2 separate regions of the Homo sapiens genome follow, and region 1 is linked to region 2. Evidence: chromatin contacts called from ENCODE Hi-C or POLR2A ChIA-PET data. All regions are on one chromosome and are shown on one strand. The core of a region is the stretch at or near the end of the contact, and the rest is flanking DNA. Distances in the headings are between cores, read along the strand shown.

Region 1 (5,756 bases), core at 1,293-3,792, 36 kb after region 2:
CTTGGCTCACTGCAGCCTCAACCTCCCAGGTTCAAGCAATCCTCCTGCCTCAGCTCCTCAAGTAGCTGGAATTACAGGAATGTGCCACCATGCCCAGCTAGTTTTTTTTTTTTTTTTTTAGTAGAAGCAGGGTTTTGCCATGTTGCCCAAGCTGGTCTTGAACTCCTGAGCTCAAGCAATCTGCACATCTCAACCTCCCAAAATGCCATGATTACAGGTGTGAGTCACAGCCTGGCCGAAAATTCTAGAACTTCTATTTATATTTTACCTTCTAAAAAAAGGAAGAAAAATTCAAGCTCTACTAATATTTATTAAGTAGGCTGACATTGGTGCCCTCACCTTGTTCACACCATAGTAGGTCATATGTCCAGCATGGGTTTGGCTGACCATGACGTTGCCATCCCACTGCAACACCTTCAGTGAGCCTGCCACAGGATGTCATCGAGGCACTTCATTTTATAAAAACAGTCATTAAATCATAGCATCTTATCAAAGCGTCTTAACAGAATAAGTGGCTGCAAAAACCTTTTGTACCATACAGAAACTTGCTGGTTATCTCACAGCAAAATACTTAAAAGAGTTATACCTTGAAGATGAGCTTTGCCTTTTTTTCCTTCCTTCCTTCCTTCCTTCCTCTCTCTCTTTCTTTCCTCTTTCCTTTTCTTTATTTTTTTATTTTATTTTTTTTCATTTTTGAGACGGTCTCGCTTTATCACCTAGGCTAGAGTGCAGTGGTGCCATCCCAGCTCACTGCAACCTCTGCCTCTCGGGTTCAAGCAATTCTTCTGCCTCGGCGTCCTGAGTAGCTGGGATTCTGGCTAATTTTTATATTTTTAGTAGAGATAGGGTTTTGCCATTTTGGCCAGGCTGGTCTCGAACTCCTGACCTCAAGTGATCCACCTGCCTCAGCCTCTCAAAGTGCTGGGATTACAGGTGTGAGCCACGGCACCTGGCAGAAATTTGCCTTTTTCTTCTACGAAAAGACAAATGATCCAAATGTGCTGGCTCCTTCTGTGACAATTAGGGGATGCTATCCAGCAGATGCTAAAATGAATGAATACATAGCAGAGGTAAAGGTGACATTTTAAGATTGAATAAGAAAGTAACTGCTTTGGAAACAAAGTCACCCTATAGGGAGAACACTTTGCTGAATAAAATCTTGAGATGATTTTGTTGCTGAAGTTCAGTGTGTTTTGAACTCATTTGTCAAAAATATTAAAAAGTAACACCTTCGGGAGGCGGAGTTTGCAGTGAGCCGAGATTGTGCCACTGCGCTCCAGCCTGGGCAACAAAGTGAGACTCCATCTCAAAAAAAAAAAAAAAAAAAAGTAACACCTTCAACAGGTTGGCATCAGTTAAGCCAAATTCCAACCAAAAGCCTGTGCACAGAATTGAAAATTGCACCTTGTGATTAGTAAGTGCAGTCAAGAATGCACATCCTCCACGTGGCACTTCAGCTCTTTGTGAGATATATTTTTTCAACTATAATAACCATTAAGCCAAGTGAAAAGATACATGGAATTTAGTACCAGATTCTCAAGTGAGTGTACCACTTTATTAATGCAAGATTTTATTTAAAAATGAAGCATACTTAATGGCAATTTTTAGTAATAATGTATTTAGTCAGAGCAAAAGGCTTTTTAATACCATTAAATAAAGTGAAAATAAAACTTTTAAAATTATATTATTTATTTAATCTTTCTCTCATTCTTTTTCCAGTGTCTATTATTGGCGTATGTTTTCAAATTTATCCAAGCATTTCTGTGGCAGCATATGTATATAATTTATAAATAAGCATATGCATATATTGGATTGATGGTATGCATTTTTTTTTTTTACTGATAGGAGGATGAGATTCAGCCACAGCTGAGTGTGATGGGCAAGCTAGGGAGGAGCTCAGGAGGTGAGGGCCAGGATCCACTTGAGGCCATCTCCGAAACTGGAGGCCAGGAGTCTAGAGGTTTCACAGGGACCCTCTTGGAGACTCCTATTGGGGCCAGGGGTCTACGGTCTAGAGGAGAGGCTGGGCATCAATCTGGACACAGCCCAGGAGGCAGCCAGAGCTGGGCCCAAGGTCGAAGATGAGGAAGAGTGGAGGAGGGGGTTCCAGAGGCTTTTGGGAGAAGGCAGAAGTAAGTGCAGGCTGTGGTGATGGATGGGATGAGAGGGTGAGGAGAGCATGGGAGGCACCCTTGCTGCTGCCCGAGACCCTGTAGCATGTGTGAGGGTGATGGAAGTGTCCTCACTGAGATGGGGCATGATGTGGAGGGGAAGGAGCAGTTTTCCAGGGGCAGTTCAGTTTTAGGTATGGTCTGGATCCATGCAGGGTCCCTGCTGGAGAAATCAAGAGACCAGGGGCTCAGGGAGAGAGAGAAGCCAAGGATTCAACTTCCTCTCTATTCTCCCCACAGTGTTACATGTCCCCAAAGGCACAGACAGGGCCTTCTCCTGCCCTATTCTCCTCTTACAGCCCCGCTGAGCCAGGGAGAGCTCACCATAAGTGCTCAATGCCAGCAGCCAGCTTGGGGTGGGCAAGGGCCCAGGTCCCAGGCCACAGAGCCTGAAGGTCGCCCTGGTAACAGGCCCTGTTATGATGCTTCAGGGAGCCAGGGGGCTGTTAGTCAGAGCCATGCAGGAAGGGGCCGTTATATCCCCTCCTGCCCTGGAGTCCTGGCGGGCCAAATCTGGACACGCCTGGGAGTGGTCCAAGGACTGGTCATTGTCTGGCCTGGCCCTGGCTGCCAGTCAAAGGGGACAGCTTGGTCCCACAGAGGCTCCCAGTGGGGATCTGGGTCCAAAAATCAGTCTACTGTCCATTAACAAACCATGATAGGGATGACAGGCAAATCAGACCTGATCCTCGGTAGGGGAAGAGGGGATCCTGTCTGTCACGTGAGATGGGTTATCAGAGGTGGCACCAGCACAGCTCGGGCTCAGCCTTCCAGACACGCCTCAGCCCTTGACGCAGTCCCCTTGGGAGCTCCCTGCACTGATGCCAGTGAGATGGCCAGGGTTCCCATATTTCAGGACTCCTTGTGGGGATCGCTTCAGAGCCACAGGGGAAAGGCAGCCCCTTCTGACCCGGCTGGAATATTCCAGCATACCTTGAGATAGACAGTCCCTTTTTTTCCTGGGCCTCAGTGTCCTTGCGGTATGTCAGCAGACTGCTCAGGGCACCTGCCCCTGCAAGCCCCCACTGTGTCCACACCGAGCCGCGCCCATGCCACATGGCCTCACTGTCACATCTTTGCATGTGCTGCCCTGTCTGCAGGGGATGTCCTCTCCCTTGGGCTTGCCCGTATCATCCTGTCCATCCTTCCCATGGCCTTGCTCTAACGTCACTTCCGGGCTGGTGAGTTTGATCCTTCTGTTGCGGGACCTGTGACTAAGGCAGCGGGAGGCCCGGGGCCCAGCCCTCCATGAGCAGGCCTCCTTCACCCCTCCCTAAGAGTGGGAGAACCCACTGGATCACTGTCTCCAGGCAGGGGTCCCTTCCCTGCTGTGCCCATCCCCCCAACACACACACACACACACACACACACACACACACACACACACACACACAGATGTCCTCTGGGCATCCCCAGGGGAAGATGCAGAGTCTCAGGACTGGCATGCCCCCTACTCGCTGCACAGACTCAGCGGAGCCACGTCCCCTCCTGGAGTCTCCATTTCCCATTGGTAGAAGGAGGGCAGTAAGTGACCAACAGGGGCACACACCACGGCAGAGCTAGTACCCGTGCTCTGATTACGTTTAAGGAATTGTTACTTTTATTGTAAATGTGGGCATCTCTTGTTGGCTCTTTTAGGCTGTTTGATTAATAATTGTGGGTCACACCCCACTCCCCTTGACTCTCCTGTGGGTTGGAGGGGCTGAAGCAGGGTGGGGATGGGAGGCCAGTCCCCCCAGGAACCTGCCCCTCAGCATGAATGTCAGGAAGCTCAGCAGCAACAGCAGGGCAGACCTGAATCACTCAGCCCTTTCCAGCCCCAGGGAGCTCTGATAATAGACCCGGGAGCCCTTCCAAGAAGCAGCCTAGGGTACAGGCACAGGCAAACAGGCCCCATTTGGAATCCTGCCACTGCACGCCCCTGCCTTCTTCCTGGTCCTCCCTCCAAGAATCTTATTGTTCACAATCACAACTGTCTCTGCCCGCCCTGTGGTTCCCTCTGCCACATGCTTGTTCAAGTTGTTCCTGGACTGCCTTCTCCAGCCTTCTGGGCCCAGCCACTGCCTCCAGGAAGTGCTCCTGGGTTCCTCCACCTGGAAAGGACCTTTTCCTCAGCACCGTGTGGGTGTCACTTTAAAGGTCCCAAATAAGGGCTCCAACTCAGGGTGCACTGCGGACCAGGGGCTGGGCCCTTCACCAGCACCATCACATTTCCGTCTATTTACAGACGAGGCAACTGAGGCTCACATAGGCTACATAACTTGCCCTTGATAATTTGCAAAGCCAGGATTCAAGACAAGGTGACACAGAAGCCCGTGCAGTTTCTGCAAACCCCAAGTACACTCCCACATCCATACCCTACCTGAGTGAAGACAATGAGGTTAATGTCCTGAAGGAAAGCTGAGCTTTAAAAAAAATCAAAACAAACCCGAAGTTGCCAGTGACTCTCCTAAGTTCTTTTCTCCAAACTGCTAATGTTAGACACCTCTTTTTCCAGGAGAAGTATATTTCCTAAAACAAGGCGCTGTCAGTGAACTCAAAGACCCCGGAGGAAGACAGAAGTCAACTATCTCCTCTTTCATGACCCTGGGTCTGCTTCCTCATGGGGGACCCTTTTGGCAGCTCCTGTTGGGCCGAGCTGACAACATTCCCAGTGCTAGGGACAGTAATAATCACTGTCCCATTCACGTGATAACTCCAAGATGGACAGAAAGCTAAGGTCTTTGCCTCAGTTCATCCTTACAACAATCCAGTGATGTGGGTACTGTTGTCCTATGTCACTGGGCTGGGGGGTAGGGGGAAACTGAGGCTCAGAGAGGCTGGTCAGTGACCTGATAGACCTGCCTAAGGTTCATGTTCTTAACCTTCCAACCGGGGACCTCCCCTCCCTTCCTTTCCCAGGGCAGTCCCTCCCGCTATGGCCAGGGGTCCTCTGCCTGGGGGAAGCATTAAGGCTCTTGCCAGGGACCTGCATAGTGGGTGGGCCTCCCTCAGGGTTTTCCCTTTTCCAGGGGCCACAGAACTTGGCTGACCTCAGCACCTCGTGGGCTGGCCCTGCCCCTGTGCTCACATGAACTGTGGCACCCTACTAGCGTATTGGCAGCTAGGAAGGACAGAGCCTGGACTTGGAGTCAAGAGCCTGGGGTTTGAATCTGTGCTCTGCCACTCGTTTGCCATGACCTTGGATGAGTTGCTCACCTCTGTAAGCCTCTGAGGGAGTGTCTACCAGGTGAAATGAGGGCACTGGGGGGACAGGAGCGGGAGCACAGTGGGCCTTGCTGGATGTGAGCTGGGTCTGAGAGGGGTGGAGGGGTGGGTGAGAGGAAGCTTGGCCCAGGAGATGGGGCCATTCCAGGTCTAGATCTGGAAGCCGAGGATGAGGGGCATGAAAGCAAGGATGTGCTGTGCTCATCCATGCAGGGAACTTTAGGGAGCACCCCCCTTCCTGTGGGTAGAAAAAGAAAGAGCTTTCCCCTTTGGAATTCGCCCCTCTGTCTCCCCCCACACCACAAGACACAGACCTCCAGCATTTGGGCTGAATTAAGAGCGTCAGACATCAGCTGCTTCTGAATCACGGGCTGCTCC
Region 2 (4,998 bases), core at 2,098-4,597:
AGATCTCATCTCTCCTTGGAGGTGCCTGTCCCCCTTTGGAATTCAGGGTATTTGGTTGTCCTCTGACCTCAGATCTCTGATGGATTCAAGAAAAGTTATGATTTGTAGTTTATCTGGCTTTTTCTTGCTGGGATGGGAGCAATGCTTTTTTTAGCTTCCTATATCTTGGGTGGTAGTAAAACCTCCCTCCTACATTCTTTCATTTATTTTTATTTTTTTATTTTTTAAGAGATGGGGGTCTCACTATTTTGCCCAGGCTGGTCTTCAACTCCCGGGCTCAAGCAATCCTCCTGTCTCAGCTTCCAGAGTAGCTAAGACTACAGATGTGTGCCACCATGCCTGACTCTCCCTCCTGTATTCTTTTTTTTTTTTTTTTTTTTTGAGACGGAGTCTCACTGTGTCACCCAGGCTGAAGTGCAGTGGTGTGATCTCTGCTCACTGCAACCTCCGCCTCCCAGGTTCAAGTGACTCCTTGAACTGGAGTCCTTGACTCCTGCCTCAGCCTCCCCAGTAGCTAGGATTACAGGCACCCGCCACCATGCCCAGCTGATTTTTTTATTTTTAGTAGAGACAGGGTTTCGCCATGTTGGCCAGGCTGGTCTCGAACTTCTGACCTCACGTGACCTGCCTTCCTCGGCCTCCTAAAGTGCTGGGATTATAGGCATGAGCCACCACTCCTGGCCCCTCCTGTATTCTTAAGAAAGCAAACAGGCTTCACCTCTTTTGCCAAGTCCTTCTCCCTCCTTACTGCCCTCTGATCTGGTTCCTCTCTGCTCCCCAACTCAATTCTCAATTCTTTATTCCCCAAAAGATCCTATCTAGCATTGTAAGGCCCTCTATAAAGGGCAAAGATGGGGAAGGGAGAGAAGAAATAGGGTGGAGATGTGCCAGTTGGCAGGGGTTAGTTAGAAGAAGGCTTGAATTCTCATACATTAATAAGTCTTGTCCTGTCACACTTGTAAATAATAGCGGTAACTGGGATGAGACACAGGTCACTAACACAGGCTGGTCCTCCCCCAGCCAGTCCTATGAGGGACCCAGCAGTCTTCCCCTTTAATTTCTCTATTGCTGGATGACAGGCCAAGTGGATTCACATGATAAAGTATTGGAAGTGAGAGGAGCAAAGTAGGGAGATGATGAGAAGTTGCTGAATAGCTTGGGGGTGGGGTTTTCAGGGAGTCTGAGAAGAGAGGAGCCAAACCAGACCTAGGATAGAAGTGGACAGGAGGAGAAAGTGGACTCAGTGCTGCATGGACTGCATATTAATTTTATTTATTATTATTATTTTTTTGAGATGGAGTCTTGCTCTGCCGTCCAGGCTGGAGTGCAGTGGCGTGATCTCAGCTCACTGCAACCTCTGCCTCCCAGGTTCAAGTGTTTCTCCTGCCTCAGCCTCCCGAGTAGCTGGGATTACAGGCTCCCACCATCACACCCGGCTGATTTTTAGTAAAGACAGGGTTTCACCATGTTGGCCAAGCTGATCTCGAACTCCTGACCTCAGGTGATCCACCCACTTCGGCCTCCCAAAGTGCTGGGATTACAGGCGAGAGCCACCGCGCCCAGCCTGGACTGCATATTTAGATTCATTTTTCTCTTCGAGAGAATCAAGCGAAGAATGGTGTCTTCCTGGGCTTTTCTGTGTAGGGGTGCTTCTTAAACACGATGCGACTCTGAGACTGAACCAGGAGTGTCTCAGCTTCCTTAAGAGTTACATTGCAGGCTCCCGAGGTATGTGCCAGAACTGTGTTAAGTACTTTACAGATGAAGAAACAGGGTCAGAGATGATGGGTGACTTGTCCCCAGTCACAGCTAATAAGTGACAGAGTTTGGACAAAAATCTAGCCAGGTCTGATGTTCTAGCCTAAGGTCTTTCAGACAGCTCTTCCCTGGGAAGCCACTGACCCCTGGCTCATTCCTGCCCCCTCATCCTTCCTGCCCCAGTATGCAGGGGTAGGCCTTCCCTCGGGGCCTGGCTGAGTCTATACCCTAGCCAGCCCCGCCATATCAGCCTCTAGAGACAGCCTTCCTGACACTCCCCAGACAGCCAGGCCCCAGGGCGTGCAGCCAAGCGGAACCTCTCTGGGTGCCCCCAGCCTGAGCTCTGGGTGTGCTGCTCCCAGTCACAGCCCAGGAATGTGGGCATCCAAGCATCAGCAGCAGACATGCTCGCTGGCTGTCAGCCGAACCAGGGCCCCTGAAAACTGACAGGAGCTGAAAGAACCATTAGACAGGAAGGCTGGACTGAGAGGGCAAATTTCAAGTCACCTGAGCTGTGCATGGCAACGCAAAGCAGCTAAAGCTGGTAATGTTGGGAAAGCCACTGCCTGATGGGCCTCCGTTTCCCCATCTGTAGACTGTGGATGATATCTGTTGGCCTGCCTGTTTCACCAGGCAGCTGTGAGAACATAAATGTGATTGATTGCATCACCTGATTATATTGCTACCTCAACCCATCTCAAAGACCCACAGGGGAAACTGAGGCTCTGAGAGCACACAGATGATACCTCGGTTGGTAATAGGGCCAGGCCAGGAATCCGGGCCTCCGGGCTCAGCTCTCACTGACTCAGTGTCGGACCCTGGGTAGATCTCTCTTCTCAGAGCCTTGGCTTCTTTATTGTAAAACGGAGGAACTGCCACGACAGTGCTTCTCAGGCTTAGTTGTACTCACGTAGCACTGGGCCCTTGTTAATCCACGGATTCTGATTCAGCAGGTCTGGGGCGGGGCCTGAGAGTCTGCATTTCTAACCAGCTTCCAGGGTCTGATGCTGCTGGCCCTGGGGCCACATTTAAGAGCTGGGGCCTGGAGGAGCCATATGGGCTTTCAGGTCAGACATTCCTAAACTTCCAGGGCTCTGGATGCCTCCTTCCCTTCATCGCAGCCCCCACGGGGCTGTCCTGAAACTCCTAGGTGGGAGCACTTCCTCTCTTCCCTGCGACCCTCCGCTTCATCTGCACCTGCCTCACCTTCAGAATCAAGAAGTCTCCAGCTCCTCCTGCCTCCCCCTGGGACCTGCCCTTCTCCCAGCCCTTAGTGGGAGACAGAACCCCATACCTATTGAGGATGTGAAGAGCTCAGACCTCTGGAGGATTAGAGAGCAGGGCTTCTAGGAAGTCTCTCATCCCAGGGATCTTGCTGACTCAGTAGCTTTCCTGCCCCTCCTGCCATGCCCGCCCAACCTCAGTAGCTGCTGGAGGGGATTTGTATGCCATCAGGATTTTGTAAAGAAAAGAGGGTGTGTGTTGGTAAGGAAGGAAGAAGCCAACATTTATTAAGGTCCTATTGTGTGGCAGGCACATTCGCAAGCATCGCTTCCGGCCAGCCCTTGGCCCTGTGAGGTGCACTTGCATTGAGCCGTCATTGTGGGGATGAAATATGGTGCAGCCCGGGAGACTCCTGAGGGACAAGTCAGCAGTGTGAGGAGGGGACAGAGGCCAGCCTGGTTTCCCAGCACAAAGAAAGAGGAGCCTGGGGGCAGGGAGCATCCAGCTTGGGGAGGGCCTACAGATCAGGGGTGGAGTTTGACTTCTTTCTGGGAGTTTGACTTCTTTCTGGGACAGCAGGAAGCGCGTTAAAGGGCCAGGCGAGTTTGAGAGAGGATCAAATGAACTCTTCGGAAGGACATGGCCGTTGAGTGGAGATGGGGGTCAGAGGGACCTCCATAAGGCTCCTTCCACTCGTGGGACCTTGAGCTGGACAGGCTGTGCGGTAGCCCTGTCGTTTGTCTACACGCGAAATATCTCTACAGCACGTTCTTACCACGATCTGATTCCCTGTAAAATCCCCAGGAGGGGGCAGCACAGGCCTCAGTCTCCCCTTTGGGAGAGAGGTCCAGGGAACACCACAGGCTTCCCCAAGACCACCCCAGGATGAGTCACTGGGCCAGGATTGGAATCCAGACTCCGTAGGCGGTCTGCTGCCAGGACTCTGGGTCCTGGGAGGGAAGAGGCCGGAAGGCCAGGGCCCAGCCCGGGTCAGCAAGCACCCATCACCCGAGCATTGCCCGGCTGGCCCGGCTCAAAATAGCTTTCCAGACACAAGGAAATATTTTATCCCACTCCGTTTTCCCACACAAAAAAAATAAACATCCCCAAATCTCAATGGGGCCAGACTCCGAAGAGGGGGGAAGGGGAACAAGAACATGGCTGGCTGCCCACTGAGAAGTCCGGTATTTGTCCTTTTAGTTCCTTTCTTGGGGTCAAGACTTTGCTTCCTGATATGAGCGTGGAGACTCCCACTGCTTTCCCAGTGGGGACTGGCTTTCCCTTGGTGTTAGGCTGCCCTTTCCCAGGGGTCACACACCTCAGACATTGTGATGCAGATGGGACAGCTGCAGGGACCATACATGGAAGGGTTAAGAAGCATATGACACAGCTCTGCCCTTGACGGGCTTACACGCCACTGGGAGGCATGGCTGGGCTTCCTGTCTCCCTGAGGAGCTCTTGGACACTGGGGAAGAGAAGACTAATATTTCCTGAGAGCCAACTGTGTGCCTGGTACACACCAGGCTCTTCCAAAGACACAATCCCATTTGACCCTCACCATAAGCCTTTGAGGCAGGTGAGGCTATGAGGCTATTATCACTTCCCATTTTACAGATGAAGAAACTGAGACTTGGGGCAGGCATGATCTGTGCAAGGTTTCAGAACCAGGGAATGGTAGACCGAGGACTTGATTTTACACAGGTGGCTGTAAGGCTGCACTTGGCGTCATGCTGGCATTGGTAGGGCCCACCTGGAGGCTGGTGGGTGGTGAAATGAGCCGGGGCTTGCTTGCGCACAGAGCTCCCGTTCTTCCCTTGGGTTGTGGTAAACCCAGTCCCTAGTGTCCCAGGACCTGACTGGGAAGGCAGAAATGAGGCTGCTGTTATGGATTGAATTGTGTTCCCCTAAAAGGTAAGTTGAAGTCCTACCACCCCCGACATACCTGTGAATGTAACCCTATTTGGAAGTAAGTTCTTTGCAGATGTAATCGAGTTAAAATGAGGTCATTAGGAAGGG

Evidence for each region. Hi-C counts contacts between places; a loop is a spot of excess contacts on that map. ChIA-PET counts read pairs that join two places held with the same protein, here RNA polymerase II (POLR2A). Pooled maps may share reads with other maps.
Region 1: a loop to region 2 is called in a map of ascending aorta, with 3 times the contacts of the local background. The contact joins two enhancer-like sites. A Hi-C loop is called at or near these places in 10 of 168 maps with a recorded cell type or tissue (aorta, ascending aorta, cardiac septum and 6 more) and 11 of 50 pooled maps. POLR2A ChIA-PET finds 5 or more read pairs at or near these places in 8 of 52 experiments (HEK293, PC-3, activated B cell and 5 more).

What each region holds. Positions count from the first base shown.
Region 1 is chr11:76,612,034-76,617,789 of GRCh38, forward strand. The region is part of intron 4 of LINC02757 (long intergenic non-protein coding RNA 2757); the gene reads right to left. Among named protein-coding and RNA genes, the nearest start is that of LINC02757, 16 kb to the right of the region's middle. Within about 2 kb of position 2,543, at least 8 of the 41 ENCODE cell types and tissues checked have a DNase peak (open chromatin) inside an H3K27ac peak, as active enhancers do; they include ascending aorta and heart right ventricle, where a contact is called at or near this core.
Region 2 is chr11:76,575,349-76,580,346 of GRCh38, forward strand. No RefSeq gene overlaps it. Among named protein-coding and RNA genes, the nearest start is that of LINC02757, 53 kb to the right of the region's middle. RefSeq lists an enhancer at 3,693-4,385. Within about 2 kb of position 3,348, at least 25 of the 41 ENCODE cell types and tissues checked have a DNase peak (open chromatin) inside an H3K27ac peak, as active enhancers do; they include ascending aorta and heart right ventricle, where a contact is called at or near this core.